Regions from separate parts of the Homo sapiens genome. Here region 2 is linked to region 1. The links are chromatin loops, found by intact Hi-C in ENCODE. Cell type or tissue: MCF 10A. All regions are shown on one strand. Each heading gives the region's core, and the rest is flanking DNA. Links, peaks and the distances in the headings are about the cores only.

Region 1 (4,384 bases), core at 302-4,301:
TCCGGGGTCCAGCTGTGTCAGTCTCCATTAGGCTGGTCCTTCCCCGAGACCCACTCCTGCAAGGACAGCTGCCTCCCACCCCGCGCCGGTGAGCTCCCCCTCCTTGCCCAGCTAGCAGGTGTCTCCAGCCCCCACTTCTAGCAGTGGGAGCTGGGCGGGCACTCCTTTAGCCCTGGGTCTGGTCGGTCACCGAGCACGCCACCTCCTTCCCAGTTCTCTCCTCTTTAAGCCTTGGGGACCCTGAACGCCCTGCCCCAACAGGCTGCCCACCTTGGGCACTGCACAGGGTGGGGCTTGGGGAGGGTGCTGGCTTCCAAAACACCAGGGACGTTGAGATGGAGGAACGGTGATGGTGAAGGTGGAATGGACAGTTGGGCCCCCAGACTCCCAGGACGCCTTTGTGGGCCGATACATTTGCAAGGAGCGAGAGAGAGAGAACCAGGCCCGCCTCTTCAGGATGGTGCTGCCCCCAGGCCACGCCGAATGCGGCTGGAGCAGGGAGGGGACTCAGCCAGTGCACGAGTGGGAGGTTGCAGTAGAACGTATCCCAACCCCAGAGGGTGGGTTCTGGCTTCCCTGCCTCAGACCTGCGGGCAGGTCCGGGAACCCGACAGGGACAGAGAAGCCCGTTTTCCAGCCTAAATAGAAGCTCGTGGGCAGCGCGTTTGCTGGAGGTCGCTTTGGGCTGAAACGCCTCTCATACTCCTAGAGGAGCGGCGCGTTTGCGTCCCGCGGCTTCTCACTTTCAGCAGGACATTAGGAGGGAGACGAGAGTCGGCTGCGCGCCCGCGGCGGCCTACGTACAGGGCTGCGGACACCAGGGGGCAGCACCGACTTAGGGTCGCGGGAGGGGTGCGGGTGCGGGCATGGGCGCGGGGGAGGCGGGTGCCTGCGAAGGCCGGGCGGGGCGGCCTAGTCGCGGCCGTTTTTAGGCCGCGTCGTTGCTGCAGCAACCCGGGTGGGGTGGGGTGGGACTCCAGGGCCTCGAGATCCCCCACACCACTTTCGCCGCCACCTCCCGCCGCACATGTCCCCTCCGAGTCGCCCACCCGGCGCTCCGCGGGGCCCCAGCTGGTAGCCTGAGTGCGACTGCGGGAACCCGCGGCCGGCGGCTGGGCCTTGTCCCAGACAAAGGCTAGGCCACTCCCATGTCCAATTAAGCCACCCTCCTCCCCGGCCTCCCAGCCCTCATTGTCCCCGGGGTCGCCAATTAGCCTAGGCGCCCGGCGTACCCGCCGCTCCGGTGCCGCAAGGCCTCCTTAACCCTTCAGGGCCTGGCCCGGGGTCCTTGGACGGCAGAGCCGCCGGCACACGCGTGGCAGGAGGGCCAGTGCTGGGACGATGGCGATACCTGCTGGCGGCCTAGCCTGTCGCCTCGGGCTCTCGCGTGTGGGGCGTGTGAGGTCTAAGAGGGAATTGTGCGTGTCGGTGTGGGGTGGCGCGTGCGATTCCCGGAGGAACTCGGAGATGGAGGGTGTGAGTGCAGGGGCTCCGAGAGACCCCTAGCGGCTAAGCCGCCCGGATCCCAAGGCCCAGGGGACCTCATTTCCTCTCGGGTTAATCGGAATCTTCCGAGCCCTCAAGCCCTTCCTCCTCCACTCCCCCGCCGCTGCTGTGGAGAACCGGAGCCACCGGTATGGCCTGGCCCTGCCCTCCCGAAGGCCGCAGCTCCCGGGCCCGCCTCCCCAGCTGACCGCGAACTCCTGCGTGGGGTGCTCCTGGGGCGGGAGGGGCGCGCTCAGCCTCGCTCTCCCCGGGACTCTCACGCTCAAGCGCCCCGGCTTGAGGCCGGGACCCCCTATTTCCCGGTTATGGGACGGCCCCTTGAGGGACAGCCTCTACGAGCCCTGGATTTATACCCCGAGCCTGCCTTCCTCCGCTCTGGGAAGGACCCAAAATCCAGTCCCGCTTCCTCCCCCTCCTTCGCTGTCCTTGGCCCCGAGGTGCGGAGCACCGGCGGTCAGGCGGGATCCCGCAGGAGGCCGAGCGCTCCCTGCTCGCAGGACAGGGCGGCAGCGGAGGGAGCCCCCGCCCTCTTGGGAGGAAGCCCGAGCTCCGGGTCTCCTGGGCACCCTCCCGGGAGCGCCTTCGGGGTGGAGGCTGGTTGCCGGGCGCTGAACGTGTCCGAGCACGCCCGGGGCGGTTTTGCACTTGGACTTCCTTTTGGGCTCTCCGGAGGCGCATATCTGTTCCTCCTATTGGATGGGGCCGGGGACCCCAAACCCACTCCGGAAGCACCGATTTCCAGCGCTGACGGCCGCGCCTGGTTTCCCAGCGAGTCCTCTTGGCAGCTCCCGCAGCTCCCCGCCGGGAGCACGAGTGGGAGCGAACCCAGAGCCCGCCCAGGCCTCGGGCCTCGGCAACTCCTCACAGGTCCACGAGATGGCGCTGCAGGCCAGGGCCCGGGCCGCGGCCTCACAGCCCGCCTCGGGCGAGAGCGGGAGATAGACTGCGGACCCCGGCAAGCGGGGCACGGAGGCACAGCCACCGACACAGGCAGAGCCGGGTCCGGAGCCCGGCACAGGCCGCCGAGGGACCGAGGGACTCCGGGGCTGCGGACACACTGAGCGGAGGGCTTGAGGCTCGGGGTGGGGCCTTCTCCCCTGCTGCCAGAACCGCCCGGCAGCGCCAGCTCGGCGACCTTCCAGGCTGCTGCAGACCCCAGCTTGTCCTCTTCTGCGCGCCCGCGGGGCTGGGCCCTCGCGTTCTCTCTGCGGGAAGTGAGCCGCCGGCCTCCGGCCTCCTGGGCCCCTCCGAAGGGGGCTGTGGCTGGCATCCGCAGCGCGCGGGGCGCACGGCCCTAGGAGCGCGGGGCCCACTCGACGGTGAGGACTTACGGGCGGGATAGGGGAAGGATCGGCGGGGATCCAGCGCTCCTCCAGCGGAGAGGGCCCCCTCGGCTCCGACCCGCCCTCCTCACCACCCTCATCCGGCTCTTCAGGGCGGGGTCTTCAGGGTCGAGGGCAGGATGTGCCCTGTGGAGCTGCTCACCTAAGTTCCTGCCTCCATAGGGGAGGCTTTGGGCTGCGTTATTCCAGCGGGAGGTGGTGGGGACTGGGGAGGGCCCAGGGGTCAGCCTGAGAATCTCGCCCTTGGATTAAAAGCCACCAATGCTCTGGGTCAAGTCTCAATGGGAGGCTGGGGATGTAAGACCCGTTGGCTGGGGAATGCCAGAGTTGGAGGGGGTGGGGCTTAGAAGCCTGTTTCCAGCTGACCTTTTATGTCCCCAGATGAGCTCTGGCACCCTCAGAGATTAACCCTACACACGTTTCCTAAGGGCACACGGCTAGAAAGCAGCCCAGTTAACACCAGTCGAGGGTCATTTCCACTGCAATACAGTCACCGGCTGGGTGATGGGACCCAGGCCAGATGTCGTCCCTGCACTAGGCTCTCAGCTCTTTTCTCTTTCAAAGTACAGTGTAGCAGAGAATAGGACCAAATCTTTGGTGATTTAATAATTATCTACATGCTCATCTATGGCTGAAGCAGCTGCTTGGTAGGAAAACTGGACAGGAGATAGATAGGTACAAGGTCGAACTCTGCCTCTAGAGCTGTGAGTGCTCTTTGAAAATGTGACTTTATTCTCTGGGCTGCAGAAGCCTCATCTGCAAAATAAGTAGTTTGGACTAAAATCCAGTTGATCTGCGAATGGCCAGTTGACCTGGGTCCAGTTTCCCCCCCGTCCCGCCCCCAGCCTCAACTGCTTCAGAGAAGAGCCATGTTCCCATTTAATGCTTGAGGAACCTGAGCCAGAGGGATAGGTGGAGTCACAGACCTTGAGGACCTTGGCCAAGATTCTTGGGGTGGGGGACTGGGTTGGTGGCCTGGATGAATTCCCAATTAGGAAATTACATTCTAAGTCCCGGCTGCCTCCATTCCCTGTGGGGTGCGATTGTCAGTCACAGCTTGGCCTTCTACCTCGAGCAAGCTGCTTTTGGAGAGATGCAGACTAGTGGGTTGCGGGCGGGGGGGCGGGGGTGACTTTGGTGCCCAGCACTACAATTTGTTGACTGTGTGTGACTTCTCTCCAAAGAGAGACCCCAAAGAGAGAAAGCGATACCAATGAAGGCCATTCAGGCACCCATGTTTAAGGGGGTCCCCCAGGCTAATTTCTTACTTGCGAGGAAGCCTTCATGGCAGTCAATGCGCTTTCACATGTGGCCTCTCCCCGACCCTCACTGGCCGGGTGGAGACTATGAGTCCTCGTTTCACAGACATGACATTGGGGTTCAGAGAAATGAAGTGAGGTGCCCAAGGCCATCCAGTAAATAAAGGACGGAGCTCTTTCACAATCCCTTGGGCCTGGCCCTTGGAAACTTTCGCTGATGAAGTGATGATGGGTGAGAGTCAGGCTTGCAGCAGGAAAAGGGCAAACGGGGCAGGG
Region 2 (4,384 bases), core at 83-4,082, 140 kb after region 1:
CAGGAGTTCTTCAAAATATGTAATCTGATAGACTTTTTCTTGTTTTTTGACATTTTATGACTTTTTTGGGAGAAACAGGCATATAATCAGTTCAAAATCTTAATCTAGTCTTTCTATGCATTATTAAGGAAATTTTAAGATAAATGTCAAATTATACTTTTGAATGTGATTGAATTTGGGCTCTGGTTATTTTTCCAAATAATATATTTTTAAAATCCTTGAATGGATTCCCTTTAGATAACTCTATGGAATTTTTCACTCCTTCAACCAATATTTATTTAGTGCCTAATTTTTGCTTGGCATTGTTCTAGGTTCTAAGGATTCAAAGTTTTTTAAAAAGATACAATTTTAAGGTCTGACACAGAGTTTCCCAACCTTGGTACTACCCATGTTTGACTGGATAATTCTTTGTTGTGGGAGGTTGTCCTGGCCATGAGAAGATGTTCAGCAGCATCTCTGGCCTCTACCCAATAGATGCCAGTAGCACCACCACCACCCCATTGCTGTGACAATAAAAAATGGATCCAGTCATTGCCAAATGTCCTCTGATGGGCAAAATTGCACTGCCCCCAGCACACTCTCTGTCACCACTGAGAATCATTGGTTTAGCAGGAGAAATAGCTAGTATACTACCGGGTCTATGGCAGTGGAAGAATATATAGAATGTTGGCACAAAGAAGGTAATGCCTGAGGTTCAGGAAATGTTTTACAATGCAAAAGATAACTTGGCCTGGATCTTAAAGGAAGAATTAGGTACTGGTCAGGTAAACAAGGAATAAGGGAAGAAAGAATAGTAATATTCAGGAGAAAAACAGCATGCGAAGACAGAAAGGTTGAAACAATTTGATGCATCTGAGAAACTCTTAGTAGTTCAGTTCAGTGTGTGGTTGGAATACAGATCTGAGGGCTATGGTAAAAAGGGAAGAAAACAATAGAGCTGGAGAGGTAGTTAGGGACAAGGTTATAAAGGAACAGGCAGGCTATGCTAGGAAATTTGTGCTTTGTTCAGCAGTGATGGAAAACCACTGGAAGTGTTAAGCAGGGAAATGGCATTTTAGGAAGACAGTTTTATAAATATGCAATGAATGGTTTAAAAAGATATGAAACTAGAAATAGGAAGACTGGATAGAAGAAAATTATAACAACCAAGTTAAGGACCCAAACTAGGGCAATGGGGGCCCGAGAGATGGAAAATGGGACATGCAATATATAGGAGGTAGAAATGATAAAATTTCCTGATTGTTATATGGAGAATAAAGAATTGGGAGGATTAAGGACAATGTCAAATTTTGGTGAAAAGAAAGGGTAAATGGAGCTGTTAGCAAATTGTGTTTACAGGTAGAAAATTCAAATAAATATCCCTGGGACAAAAACAAAAAACAAAGAAAACAAAAAAACCCTAAGTATCTTATAGCTCTATAGTTCTAAACACAATAGACAAGACATAAATTGATAGTTTTTAGAAAAACAGAACCAACACCCCCCATCTTTCCCAAAAAATCACTGTTTACTTTCATCACAACAAATTTCAACATCTTCTCTAAACATTTTCTCATGGTCTTTTTATCCCAAAGCTTTAAGAGAATGCTTTATATATATTTTTTCAAATTATTTCACTGTTAACTGATTTTTGACACATTATTTCAGCTGTTACAAAAGACTGTGAAATTTTAAGCCAAGATCGGACCATGAGGACTAAATTTTTTTGTTTATTAATGACATAAAAAATAGACAATTGTATCCATAAAATGACTTAAGTTCCATAAGCAACCATAAACGCCAAATAATTCAAGGTTTGGAGAATTTTTTTTTTCAGCATCTTTGCTGAAGAACTATGGTACTGAGGACCTCTACTGTTGAGAATATGAATGGCTTCACTGCTAGGATTAAATTTTCAGGGAATAAAAACATCAACCAGGCATAGGCAATCTACAGTCTGCCCAAAGTACAGAAATTATTTTCAGAGGCACACGGATAGTTGTGTCACTGGAACCTACGCAGAAATGCGTATGAGGTAGAATTTAGGTCTCCTCTCACCTTCTGGACTTCTCTACCTCCGTGTGCCCAGGGTCTAGTGCTGTCTTCTGGCTTGAGTCTGTGTTGGGCCTGATTACTACAGGTTTTTTTTTTTGTTGTTGTTCTTACTCTGTTCTTTTTTCTTTTCTTTTCTTCTCCTTCCTTCCTCTTTCTTTCCCTCTCTCGTTTTTCTTTCTCTCTTCCTCCCTTCATTCTTCTTTCTTTCTTTTTCCCTCCCTCCCTCTCTCCCTGTCTTTCTTTCTTTTTTTTTCTTTTTTTTGAGACAGAGTCTCTCTCTGTCACCATGCTGGAGTGCAGTGGTGCGATCTCGGCTCACTGCAACCTCCGCCTCCCAGGTTGAAGCGATTCTCCTGCTTCAGCCTCCCGAGTAGCTGGGACTACAGACGTGTATCACCATGCCCTAGCTAATTTTTTTATTTTTAGTAGAGACGGGGTTTCACCATGTTGGCCAAGATGGTCTCGATCTCTTGACCTCGTGATCCACCCGCCTCGGCCTCCCAAAGTGCTGGGATTACAGACATGAGCCACCATGTCTGGTCTTTTTTTTTTTTTTTTTTTTTTTTTTTACGGAGTCTCTCTCTCTCGCCAGGCTGGAGTGCAGTGGCCCAATCTTGACTCACTGCAGCCTCCACCTCCTGGGTTCAAGCGATTCTCCTGCCTCAACCTCCTGAGTAGATGGGACTACAGGCACCCGCCACCAAGCCCAGCTAATTTTTGTATTTTTAGTACAGACGGGGTTTCACCATGTTGGCAGGGATGGTCTTGATCTCCTGACCTCGTGATCCACCCACCTCAGCCTCCCAAAGTGCTGGGATTATAGACGTAATCTCAAATGCCACAAGATATAGGATTGGAAGAGATTTCTTTTGTGTTTATATTTAATATCTGGCTGGCCATGGCTGGGTATGTAGTGCACTTGATCTTTTTATTTTTTTTTATTTTTTTGAGACAGAGTCTCGCCCTGTCTCCCAGGCTGGAGTGCAGTGGCGCGATCTCGGCTCACTGCAAGCTCCGCCTCTCGGGTTCACGCCATTCTCCTGCCTCAGTCTCCCGAGTAGCTGGGACTACAGCCGGCCGCCACCATGCCTGGCTATTTTGTATTTTTTTAGTAGAGAGGGGGTTTCACTGTGTTAGCCAGGACGGTCTTGATCTCCTGACCTCGTGATCCGCCCACCTCGGCCTCCCAAAATGCTGAGATTACAGGCGTGAGCCACCACGCCAGGCCAGTGCACTTGATCTTTAAGTGAGATTTAATTCCAGTACTTCCATGACACTCATTATTAGTGTTTGAATTGACCCAAGCACCTCTCTGGTATACCTTGGCCAGTAACTGTCCCACATGCTAGGATTTGAATTTAGGTCCTGCTATTTATTAGTTTATTACCAAGGAACTTGTTCAAGTTACTTGACCTCTCACTCAATTTTCTCCTCTGTTCAAATGGGAGAAATAACATTTTTTAAAAAATGTTTGATCAAGTTAGATTTGTGAAAACATGTAAGACAGAGACGGATACAAAATGAATGTTCAATATTCCTAATGTCCCTTCTCTCCCTTTCCCTTCCCTTTATAAAAAATCAATTCAGAGTGAGAAATATCTGTGTTGAAAAATACGCTTAAGGGGGATCCTTTATCAACAACATATTTCCAAGCCAAATGTGAGTCAAACCAAATTCATGTCTTCATCAGATTGTGTTTTTACCACAAGAAAGTTTCTCAAATTAGGATTTATGTTGACAAAAGAAATTGGGTGTTAGAGGGCTTGGTCGTACACAAAGCACCAAAGCTGTAATCAGCTTTGTATAAAGGATTCTATAGAATTACAAAGAGTTTAGTCAACTCCCACAGTCATATGTGAATTGTGAGGTTTGGTCCGGGGACAGGTGAAGGAAAGGATCCTATGAAAGCTGGCAACAAGAGAAAGCGAAGCCCCAAATATAAAGAAGGCCTACATCATCTCTACACTATCCAATCACATTCACAACATGGCAGCATTGTGCATTTGGGCCTCCATACAAAGAAAATTCATCAGCTCCTGTGCCTCGCCTTCCAGGACTCAGAGTGAGGCCATCCTGTCACACGCTGTTTTGTTAAAAAGATATACCAAACCGGCCAGGAGCAGTGGCTCACGCCTATAATCCCAGCACTTTGGGAGGCTGAGGCAAGTGGATCACTTGAGGTCAGGATTTCAAGACCAGCCTGGCCAACATAGTGAAACCCCATCTCTACTAAAAATATAAAAATTAGCCAGGCCCGGTGGTGGGCACCTGTAATCCAAGCTACTCTGGAGGCTGAGGCAGGAGAATTGCTTGAACCCCGGGAGGTGGAGGTTGCAGTGAGCCGAGACTG

The links. Peaks named below come from ENCODE experiments on the same cell type or tissue, not always from the same donor. Only the 100,000 strongest peaks of a DNase experiment are listed, where the experiment ranks them.
Region 2: a loop joins it to region 1, with 12 times the contacts of the local background. A loop is called at or near these places in 94 of 110 quality-filtered maps.

The regions. Positions count from the first base shown.
Region 1 is chr17:61,410,165-61,414,548 of GRCh38, forward strand. It overlaps LINC02875 (long intergenic non-protein coding RNA 2875), which reads left to right and starts at 1,587. Exons shown (of 1, transcript NR_160788.1): 1 at 1,587-3,116. RefSeq lists an enhancer at 302-884 and silencers at 764-933, 2,454-2,513, 2,534-2,593. In MCF 10A, for the core only: a CTCF peak has its summit at 2,376 (motif pointing right); DNase peaks (open chromatin) are centred at 2,137 and 2,367.
Region 2 is chr17:61,549,505-61,553,888 of GRCh38, forward strand. No RefSeq gene overlaps it. Among named protein-coding and RNA genes, the nearest start is that of NACA2, 40 kb to the right of the region's middle. In MCF 10A, for the core only: a CTCF peak has its summit at 1,869; no DNase peak of the experiment used is centred there.